2 separate regions of the Homo sapiens genome follow, and region 1 is linked to region 2. The links are chromatin contacts, found by Hi-C in ENCODE. All regions are on one chromosome and are shown on one strand. Each heading gives the region's core, a stretch centred on a gene start or an enhancer-like site at or near the end of the contact. The rest is flanking DNA. Distances are from core to core; before and after follow the strand shown. Region 1 holds the start of UPK3BL1 (uroplakin 3B like 1). Region 2 holds the start of SPDYE1 (speedy/RINGO cell cycle regulator family member E1).

Region 1 (5,461 bases), core at 2,430-4,929, about 59 Mb after region 2:
CTGGCCCCTACCTTGCTGCAGGCGAGTGTCGCTGGACCACTTGGTTTCAGCCACGGGTCCTTCGTCATTCATCACCAGGAACTTCACCCTGAATGGGAGACCCAGCATTGGACATGGGGGTCCCCCGGAGTCCTGAAACCATCAGACTTGGTGCCTGCAAGTCTGTCCCCTGGAGTCCCAGGCCCTGGCGAGAGCAGCCCGGGGAGGGGGCCGGAGGCTGGGGCGAAAGAGCCCAACAGAATGGGTTCAAATCTAGGTGTGACATTTCCAGTGGTGTGACGTCCCTCCCCCTCTCTGGGCTTCTGTGTCCTCATTTGGGAAAGGTAGAGGGCGAGTATTAGATGTCTCAGAACTGAACATGCGTGAATCAAGCATTTAGTGAGGGGAGACCCTGTCTGGATGGAGAGACGCCACCTGAGTGGTCCACACAGCCTGTGGGGACTGGGGCTTGAGGTGGGGAACCTTCTGCTCAAGAAAAGCAGGATAGGCCAGGCATGGTGGCTCACGTCTGTAATCCCAGCACTTTGGGAGGCCAAGGTGGGCCTTCAAGATCACTTGAAGCCAGGAGTTGAGACCCGCCTGGCCAACATGGTGAAACCTCATCTCTACTAAAATTACAAAAATTAGCCAGGCATGGTGGCAGGTACCTGGCCAACATGGCGAAACCCTGTCTCTACTAAAAATACAAAAAGTAGTCGGGTGTGGTGTCAGATGCCTGTAATTCCAGCTACTCGTTAGGCTGAGGCTGGAGAATCGCTTGAACCCGGGAGGCACAGGTTGCAGTGAGCCGAGATCACCCCACTGTACTCCAGCCTGGGTCACAGAGCAAGACTCCATCTCAAAAAACAAAACAAAAAAAAAAAAAAAAAAGAAGAAGAAGAAAAGGAAAAAAAAAAAAAAGAGAAGAAGGATAATTCATGTAATTCATGAAGGCCTCCCTAGCCCCTGCCTGCTGCTTCCTCTTCCCTTTGGCCAAGCAGGAGCAGGGGACCCAGGCATCCTGCTGGGGCCCTGGTGAGCCTCGTAGGAGCTGCCCCAGGCTCCGGCTTGGGTGCATGCGGGCAGGAGCCAGGGCCTGGCAGAGCTGCTCACCTGTAGGGGCCGGGTCCTGGTAGGGGATGGTTGCAGCCAATTTTTGTTGGTTGGCAGTGGGTATCATTGCCGACGCGGAGGACATGGAGCTGGCCTCTGGTCTGGTACAGCACCCGGTTGGCCCTCAGTGTGAGATAGTAGCCCCTCTGGGAGAAGTTGGCAGGAGCAGGGATGTCCTGGTTTGTCCGTGGGGCCGTGAAGCTCTGGGTGGCTAAGGGTGGCACCATGGTCAGACAGGTCACACAGCAGGATCCCACCCTCACCTTACCAAGCCTGACAGCCCTCCCCGGCCCCATCCCCTGCAGCACCTGCTCCCTGCATCTCCCTGCAACACACCCGCTACTGCCCTTAGGCCCGCAGGCCCATTTCACATAGGGAAAACCGAAGCCTGGCCCCAGCAGCACCCACCGTTGCTGAGGGCCACCACCAGCCAGATGGTATCCAAGTCAGAGATGTTGTGGCTGCTGAACTGGCCTAGAGGCTGCTCCAGCGTGAAGGTGGACAGGGTGAGCCTCCCCGCCAAGGTGTCGTTTGAGAGCTGGGGCACATAGCTGATGTGCTCTGGGGCAGCTGGAAGGGGAGGGCAGAGAGGAGAGTCCAAATGGGGCAACCAAGCCCCAACAGCTCTGGTCTCCCCCCGCCCAGATCCAGACTTAACATGGGAGCCCCAAGTTACGGGCACTTCCTGGGAGGTCAGGTCCGGTATGAACCAGGAAGCTTTCCCGGCAACTCTATGCCCCATGGGCATGGGTGGGAGGCCTGAGTCCAGCCCCTGGCCCCTCTCTTAGGAGCCTACTGGGGGTGGGCACTGTGGGAGGTCTAGGACAATGGTGGCATGGGAGGTCCCACCCTGGCGGTAGGCACAGTTCTCCTGGGCCGGGCCATGTTGGGATGGAACTGGAATTTGGGGGCAGCCTGACCCTAGGCTGAACTCTGTTCCTGACATGCCCAGTGACCTCCAACTTAAGTCCCTCCAGCTCCACCCACATGGTCTAGGTTGTTTTGCTTGATGAGAGGATGCGTGGCTTGGCAGGGGTCGGGGGGATGGCACAGGAAGGTCCTCTTGGCTGAGACCCCAGGCTGGGACACAGACTGCCCAGAGGGTCCGGGGGCTCTGGAGCCAGAGCTTGGTTCCGAGTGAGTCTAGAACGTCCTCTTCAACCTGCCTGGTTCTCTGCCGCCTCCCAACATGGCCCCGAGGCATCTTCGCCTTCAGGACCAGGTCCCCCTCTCAGACTCCCACCTCATCTCTCTGGGGAAGGGTGGGGGACGAGGACAAGCTTCCCAGGTCTGTACCCCAAAGGGGACTCAGGATTGGCAACTTGGCCTGTGTCCAGCCTTGCTGGTTGGAGAGCTCAGACCTCCCCAACCCCAAATACTGGTCTAGGAGAAGCAGAACGATGGAGTGGGTTTCTATGTGAGTCTCCAGCAGCTGCCCCTGTTCAGTTCAGTTCAGTTCAACTTCATTCATTTACGTTGAATTCAACTCAACTCCAAAGGTTCAGGCTAGAGTCTTCCTTGGGGAAGGATTGTCACGATTCCTTTCTTACAGCTCTCAGTCCTATCTCTGAAGCCCAGGGCACTCTGCGTGCAGGAGGCACGTAATGTTTAGAAAGAGAAGTGGAGGCCGGGCGCGGTGGCTCACGTCTGTAATCCCAGCACTTTGGGAGACTAAGGCGGGCATATCACGAGGTCAGGAGTTCGAGACCAGACTGGCCAATATGGTGAAACCCTGTTTCTACTAAAAATACAAAAATTAGCCAGACATAGTGGCGCACGGCTGTAATCTCAGCTACTCAGGAGGCTGAGGCAGGAGAATTGCTTGAACCCGAGAGGCGGAGGTTGTGGTGAGCTGAGATCGCGCCACTGTACTCCAGCCTGGGTGACAGTGGGAGACTCTGTCTCGAAAAAAAAAAAAAAAGAAAGAAAAAAAAGAAAAAGAAAAAGAAAAAGAGAAGCGGAGCAGTCAGAGATTGGGGTTGGGGGCAGAGATTGTAGGACTGTATCTCTCAGCCTGTCCAGTTTTTCTTTTCTTTTCTTTTTTGAGACAGGGTCTTGCTGTTTGGCCCAGGCTGGAGTGCAGTGGCGCATTCATAGTTCACTGCATGGGCTCAAGCCATCCTCCCGCCTCAGTCTCCCAAGTAGCTGGGATTACAGGTGCACTCCACCACACCCAGCTAATTAAAAACAAAAATCTTAAAAAAAAAAATCTTTTTGAAAAAAGGGGTCTTGTTATGTTGCCCAGGCTGGGCTTACCAGAGCTTCCTGGGGACATGCATTGTCCTGGACATCTGGAAACCTCTCCTCAGGGAAAGGAAGGAGGCAGGAGCCATGTGTGAGAATTTGGAAACAAAGTGAGGTCTTGGGTTTGTCCTGCAGCCTGAGATGCAGCGGGTACCCCTGTGCCAATCCCCACCCTTACTCACCCACGTCTGTCCCAGGCTGGACACGGGTCAGTAGCAGCAACAGCGACACTAGCAGCTGGGACTGTCCCGCAGAGAGCCCTATGGCCGGGCCAAGCCTCCAGCTGTTGTCCATCTGTCTGTCCGTCCGTCTGCAGTGTCTGCAGCCCCAGAGGCTCCCCTGTCTGTAGTCTGTGCTGTGCTAGGGGAAGCTGTTCCTGGCATCTCCTGCTGCCCCTCCCAGCTACCCCCTCCTCTCAAACAACTGGTTGGACAGGTTTGGGGGCAGAATCTGCCAGCCCAGTGAATCTGGCATCGCCAGGGAGGGGTCTGAAGAGAACATACAGTTGCAAGACAAGCCTGGACTACCCCCCCCACCCACCAGGAGCGCCTGACCAGGGAGGGGCTGAGGAAGGAGGCGGGGCAGCCTCAGGATCCAGGCTGCCCCAGGGACAATCCCGCTAAGTCTACCCCGTGGATCTCCTTGTCCAAACAGTCCCCAATGTAGCGACTCTTCCTTTAGGACCTGAGGTGGGAGGATCACTCGAGCCTGGGAGGTTGAGGCTGCAGTGAGCCAAGATGGCACCACTGCACTCCAGCCTGGATGACAGAGTGGGACCCTGCCTCAAAAAAAAAAAACAAAAAACAAAAAACAAAAAACCAACCTAGGAGGAGTTGGTGTCTGTTTTTGGTTCATAGGGAGTGCCGCTCAAGCAAACTCCCTGGAGTCTCTTTTATTTATTATTATTTTTTTTTGGGGGGGGCAGGGTCTCACTCTTTCGCCCAGGCTGGAGTGCAGTGGTGCGATCATAGCTCACTGTGGCCTTGACCTCCCAGGCTCAAGGTTCTCAGATTCTCAGGCCCCACCCTGGGGAAGGATGGAGGATGAGGACAAGCTTCCCAGGTCCACATGACAGAGGGACTCAGGATTGGCAATTTGGCCTGTGTCCAGCTTTGCTGCTCAGAGAGCTCAGATCCCCACCCTCAATTCACTCCCTTGTGTGGAAGGGAGTGACCCTCACTTTCTAGCACACACAGGGAAGAGGGCTTGGCTAAGAGCACCCAGGAGGTCAGGGCAGGACTGGGGATTAGATCACACCCAAATGCATCTCTGTGGCACTCCTGGTATAGCCCTGCTGTCCCCCTGTAGCCTGGCCCTGGGAGGGGGGCTCCCAGACTTCACACCCCCTCACCTCTTTATCCAGGGGACCGGCTGTCTCTTCCTCCTTCATCCCCAGCCTCTGTCAGGGCAGGGTAGTTCCTCCTCGAGACAGAAAATTACCAGATGGAAGTCCAGGCATGGTGGCTCACGCCTGTAATCCCAGCATTTTGAGAGGCCGAGGTGGGTGGATCACCTGAGGTCAGGAGTTCGAGACCAGCCTGGCCAACACGGCGAAACCCCATCTCTACTAAAAATACAAAATTAGCTGGACGTGGTGGCTTGTTCTTGTAACTCCAGCTACGCAGGAGGCTGAGGCAGGAGAACCACTTGAACCCAGGAGGCAGAGGTTGCAATGAGCCGAGATCGCACCACTGCATTCCAGCCTGGGCAACAAGAGTGAAACTCCCCCTCAAAAAAAAAAAAAAAAAAAAAAGATGAGATGGGGCTCAGGGCAGGTGGAGCGAGACCTGTGACCACCTCTCCCCTGGATCGGGGTGCTAGCCCCCGTCAGCCTGACCTTCACGCTCTAATTATGCCAGATGTCTTCATTCTGGGAAACCCAACAGATTATCACCTGTGGGCCCCATTTTTGGATGAAGAGGGACCATTCCCTGAAGGGGACATACCTCAGTTCCCCGAGGGGATTCAGATGTTCACCTCAACTCACAAGAAAAACTTCTGGCCGGGCGCAGTGGTTCACACCTGTAATCCCAGCACTTTGGGTGGCCAAGGTGGGCGGATCATCTGAGGTCAGAAGTTTGAGACCAGCCTGACCAATGTGGAAAAACCCCGTCTCTACTAAAGA
Region 2 (5,176 bases), core at 2,575-5,074:
TTATTTTTGGTGTGATGTGTGATTCAAATTATTTTTTTCTCAAGTTAGCCCGTTATTCAAACACTAAAATATTGAAAAATGCATCCTAAGCCGGGTGCAGTGGCTCACACCAGCACTTTGGGAGGCCAACGCAGGCGGATCACCTGAGGTTGGGAGTTCAAGACCAGCCTGACCAACATGGAGAATAATAATAAGCCGAGATCACGCCATTGTACTCCAGCCTGGGCAGCGAGAGTGAAACTCCATCTCAAAAAGAAAGAGAGAACGAGAGAAAGAGAGAGAGAGAGAAAGGAAGGAAGGAAGGGAGGAAAGAAAAAGAAAGAAAGAAAGAAAGAAAGAAAGAAAGAGAAAGAAAGAAAGAAAGAAAGAAAGAAAGAGAAAAGAAAGAAAGATGTATCCTTTCCCTATTTGAACTGAAATGCCTTTTTTTTTTTTTTTTTTTTTGAGACGGAGTCAGCCTGGAGTGCAGTGGTGCAATTTCGGCTCGTTGCAGCCTCTGCCTCCCAGGTTTAAGTGATTCTCCTGCCTCAGCCTCCCAAGTAGCTGGGATTACAGGCGCACACCACCAACCCACATAATTTTTGTTTTTTTAGTAGAGATGAGTTTTCACCATGTTGGCCAGGCTGGTCTCAAAGTCCTGACCTCATATGATCTGCTCACCTTGGCCTCCCAAGGTGCTGGGGTGACAGGCATGAGCCACCGCGCCTGGCCTGAAATGCCGTTTTTATCATACGCTGCAGACTAATGCATCCTCAGTGTCACCTCCCAGCTTGATGTGGGACAAGCCACCAAGGGTGTCCTCACCATGGCCCCGCTCAGGCCACCAGTTGGCTATGTTTGCCCCTGCCACCCCAGGCACACAGGAGTTCAGGAGTCCTCTCTGGCCTTGCCTTTATCCTGGGGCAGCTGCAGGTGACAACCTGTGGAAGAGGTGGTAAGAGGAGCCAGGACACAGGCCAGTCTGAGGGACACGCTCCTCCCACAGTCCTGGAGAGGGGCCTGCATGTTTCTGCACCTGGAGGGCCGGGCCAGGGTGGGGAAGACTGGGGATGGGGGGGAGGCTGGACCCTGCAGGTTCTTGGACCTGTGGTCAACTGGGAAGCCAAGTCCCTGATCTGCAGTGAGGCTGCGGCTGCCAGCCCCTTGAATAGGCACAGTAAGCACCTCCCAGCAATGCCACTGTGCAGAAGAGATGTCAACAGTGACAAGGGGGGCCAGGATGGTCCCCAAACCAGACACCCCATCTTCACCCTCTGCCATTTTCCTTCTCCAGGTCAGCCCTGGGGCCCTGGCACAAGCTCAGGAGGGGAGAGAGGCCATGCAAAGTGATCACACTGGACCTTCTGCCCTGAGAGCCTGGGCACTGGGAGCCAGATGTACTGTGATTTAGAAGAATGCGGCCAGGTGCGGTGGCTCACAGCTGTAATGCCAGCACTTTGGGAGGCTGAAGCAAGAGGATCGCTTGAGCTCAGGAGTTCGAGACCAGCCTGGGCAATATGGTTAGACCCATCTCTACTAAAAATACAAAAAATTAGCTGCGCATGGTGGTGCACGCCTGTAGTCCCAGTTACTCATGAGGCTGAGGGTTGAGGCATGAGAATTGCTTGAGCTCAGGGTGGTTGGGGGAGGTTGGGGGGATGGAGGGTAGAGCTGAGCTGGGATAGTACACCACTGCACCCAGTCTGGGTGACAGAGTGAGACCCTGTCTCAAAAAAAAAAAAAAAATGCATCTTATACCTTGAGGGTCATGGAGTCTTTCACGCCTTCGTGTGTGTGTGTGTGTGTGTGTGTGTGTGTGTGTGTGTATTCAGGTCAACTTCCGGAATTTCTGTTTCATTTCTTGGATCAATCTCTCTGTTCAGGTGTCACTACTAGACTATTTTAATCCCCGTATGTATGTATGTATGTATGCATGTATGTATGTATGTATTTATTTTGAGACGGAGTTTTGCTCTTGTTGCCCAGGCTAGAGTGCAATGGTGCGGTCTCAGCTCACTGCAACCTCCACCTCCTGGGTTCAAACGATTCATTCTCCTGCCTCAGCCTCCCAACTAGCTGGGATTACAGGTGCCCACCACCACGCCTGGCTAATTTTTGTGTTTTTAGTAGAGATGGGGTTTCACCATTTTGGCCAGGCTGGTTGAGAACTCCTGACCTCAAGTCATCTGCCCGCCTCTGCCTCCCAAAGTGCTGGGATTACAGGCGTGAGCCACTGCGCCCAGCCAATCGCTGTATTTTTATAGTCTGCTTTGTTCTGTAAATGATCCCTCTCGAGTGTAACTCACTAGTGGGCTGTGTCCTTCTTTGGTGAATGTCTTTTTCCCATTAAACTGTAACTCTCTGAGGGTGGGGACTGGATCTGTTTATCTGTTTAGTTCTCCCACTGAATCCTCACTGTTAACCTAGGGGTCTGGCACAATAATTGTGTCCAGTAATTTTTTTTTTTTTTTTTTTTTGAAGCAGGGTCTTGCTGTGTCACTCAGGCTGGAGTGCAGTGGTGCGATCAGAGCTCACTGCAGCCTCGAACTCCTAGACTCAAGTCATCCTCCTACCTCAGCTTCCTTAGTACCTGGATTACAGGCACATGTCACCATGCCCATCTAATTTTTAAATTTTTTACTTTTTTTTTTTTTTGAGATGGAGTCTAGCTTTGCTGTCCAGGCTGGAGTACAATGGCATGATCCTAGCTCACTACAACCTCCGCCTCCTGGGTTCAAGCGATTCTCCTGCCTCAGCCTCCCAAGTAGCTAGGATTACAGGTGCCCACCACCATGCCCGGCTAATTTTTGTATTTTTAGTAGAGATGGGGTTTCACCATGTTGGCCAGGCTGGTCTCAAACTCCTGACCTCAAATGACCCATCCCCCTCGGCCTCCCAAAGTGCTGGGATTACAGGCATGAGCCACTGCGCCCAGCCAATTTTTAAATTTTTTCTGGAGATGGGGTGCTCGCTATGTTGCCCAGGCTGGTCTCAAACTCTAGGCCTCAAGTCCTCCTGCTCCGACCTCCCAAAGTGCTGAGATTACAGGCATGAGCCACTGTGCTCAGCCCCAACAATTATTTTTGACAGATAATAGGGATGTCTCCTTGCTCTCTGTGTCTGGCCAAGTAGCCCCAGGTGACACTCGTTTTTTTTTGTTTTTGAGACGGAGTCGTGCTCTGTTGCCCAGCCTGGAGTCCAATGCCGTGGTCTCGGCTCACTGCAATCTCCGCCTCCTGGGTTTAAGTGATTCTCCTGCCTCAGCCTCCAGAGGAGCTGGGACTACAGGTATGTGCCACCACACCTGGCTAATGTTCTTATTTTTAGTAGAGACGGGATTTCGCCATGTTGGCCAGGCTGGTCTCGAACTCCAGACCTCATGATCCACCCGCCTTGGCCTCCTAAAGTGCTGGGATTACAGGTGTGAGCCACCATGCCCGGCCGTGACACTCGTTTTATAGCATCAGGCTGGTGACCAGAATGTCATGGCTTCTGGGCAGAGGCCAGCTTCCATGCCGTGTCCTGTCTTCCTAGTGCAGATGTCCCCAGCTGCAGAGAGTACCAGTGTGAGGGAATGGGCTCCAGACTCCCAGAGGGGCCACAGGGATGGCCACGCCAAGCTCTGGGGAGTAGCCGATTCCCCAGCACCTGCCTGCCCATGCACCTTTGGGGTGACTCATAAGACAGGGTGGGGCTCCCACCTGCCCTCTCCCAAAAGGCAATCAGCTATAAAGGCTCTCAGAGGCCCACCCAGCCCCAGGTCATCAAACAAGCCCCAGTTCCATGGCAACCATTATACCCATTCATCAAGGAGATGTAGAGGGAGGTGCTTCCTGGTTCACCCCACCCTCAGCAGAGACAGACCCCAGATCTGGGCCCAGGACTTTGTGCAGGGAGGGGAAATGCAGGTGACTCAGCCCCTATTCCTCCATCAAACCAGGCTTGAAGATGGGTTAAATCAGAGCTTTTCATTCCACAAAAGAGAAATTTTAATGGGGTCAGAACATTGATCTTCTAATATTTGAAAGCCTGTTAACTAGGAGAGAGAGAGCAAACGATTTTGTTGTAGGAGGACCCACCCAGCTCTGACGGTTTAAAGCGTCATGAATGCGAATTTGAACTCCAGAAAAGCAGAGCTTCCTAACAATGGGACTTCCACAGCAATGGGATCTGCTTCCTCTTTCAGTTTGTGCCTTTTCTATGAGCGAGAGACTCCTAGGAAAGCAGCAGCCCATCAGGAAAACGTGTGGGAACTCACTCGCAGGTTCTTTATTTTTTTTGAGATGGAGTTTTGCTCTTGTTGCCCAGGCTGGAGCACAATGGTGCGATCTTGGCTCCCTGCAACCTGCGCACCATGAGTTCAAGTGATTCTCCAGCGCCCTCTCCTGAGTAGCTGCGATTACAGGTATCCACCACCATGCCTGGCTAATTTTTTGTATTTTTAGTAGAGATGGGGTTTCACCATGTTGTCCAGGCTGGTCTCAAACTCCTGACCTCAAGTGATCCACCCACTTTGGCCTCCCAAAGTGCTGGGATTACAGGCATGAGCCACTGAGCCCAGCCGGGAACCCGCAGGTTTTTTGGATGGTCTCTGAATGTCATGTAACTCTTTTATTTTTTATCAAAAAAAAATTTTTTGACACAGTATCTTGCTGTGTTGCCCAGACTGGAGTGCAGTGGCAAGATCATGGCTCACTGCAGCTTCTAACTCCTGGGCTCAAGTGATCTTCCTGTCACATGAGTCTCCCAAGTAGTTGGAACACAGGTGCCAGCCACCACACCTGGCTAATTTGGTTTGGTTTTGTTTTTTTAGAGATGGGCTCTTGCTATGTTGCCTATACTGGTCTTGAACTGCTGGCCTCAGGCAATCTTCCTCCCTTGGCCACCCAAAGTGCTGGGATTACAAGCATGAGCCACTGTGCACAGCTGAAATTTTTCGACTTAGTCTTTTTGTACATGTGATATTTTATTCATAGAATCCATAAATGGAAGGGAAATTTCTGAGTTCAGAGCAATACATATGATACAAAACTTGATATATAGACTAGAGTTTCTTAGCCGAACTGGAGGGGCTGGCTTAGGTAATCCATGGATTCCCTGAAATTGGGGACACCATTGGAAATATGTGTGAGCTCCATTGGAAATATGTGTGAGCTCAGGGGCAGTTTCCTATGATTTTTAGGCCTCAAAATGTCTC

Evidence for each region. A loop is a pair of places that touch in the nucleus more often than their neighbours do.
Region 1: a loop to region 2 is called in a map of GM11168, with 24 times the contacts of the local background. The contact joins the promoter of UPK3BL1 here to the promoter of SPDYE1 in region 2. A Hi-C loop is called at or near these places in 2 of 168 maps with a recorded cell type or tissue (GM11168 and K562).

The regions. Positions count from the first base shown.
Region 1 is chr7:102,639,112-102,644,572 of GRCh38, forward strand. UPK3BL1 (uroplakin 3B like 1) reads right to left here and starts at 3,680. Exons shown (of 6, transcript NM_001114403.3): 1 at 3,519-3,680; 2 at 1,501-1,662; 3 at 1,093-1,303; 4 at 12-88. The coding sequence starts at 3,630. POLR2J2-UPK3BL1 (POLR2J2-UPK3BL1 readthrough) reads right to left here. Exons shown (of 9, transcript NR_173352.1): 5 at 1,501-1,662; 6 at 1,093-1,303; 7 at 12-88. RefSeq lists an enhancer at 1,709-2,210.
Region 2 is chr7:43,994,073-43,999,248 of GRCh38, forward strand. It overlaps SPDYE1 (speedy/RINGO cell cycle regulator family member E1), which reads left to right and starts at 3,825. Exons shown (of 9, transcript NM_001378423.2): 1 at 3,825-3,887. It also overlaps the pseudogene POLR2J4.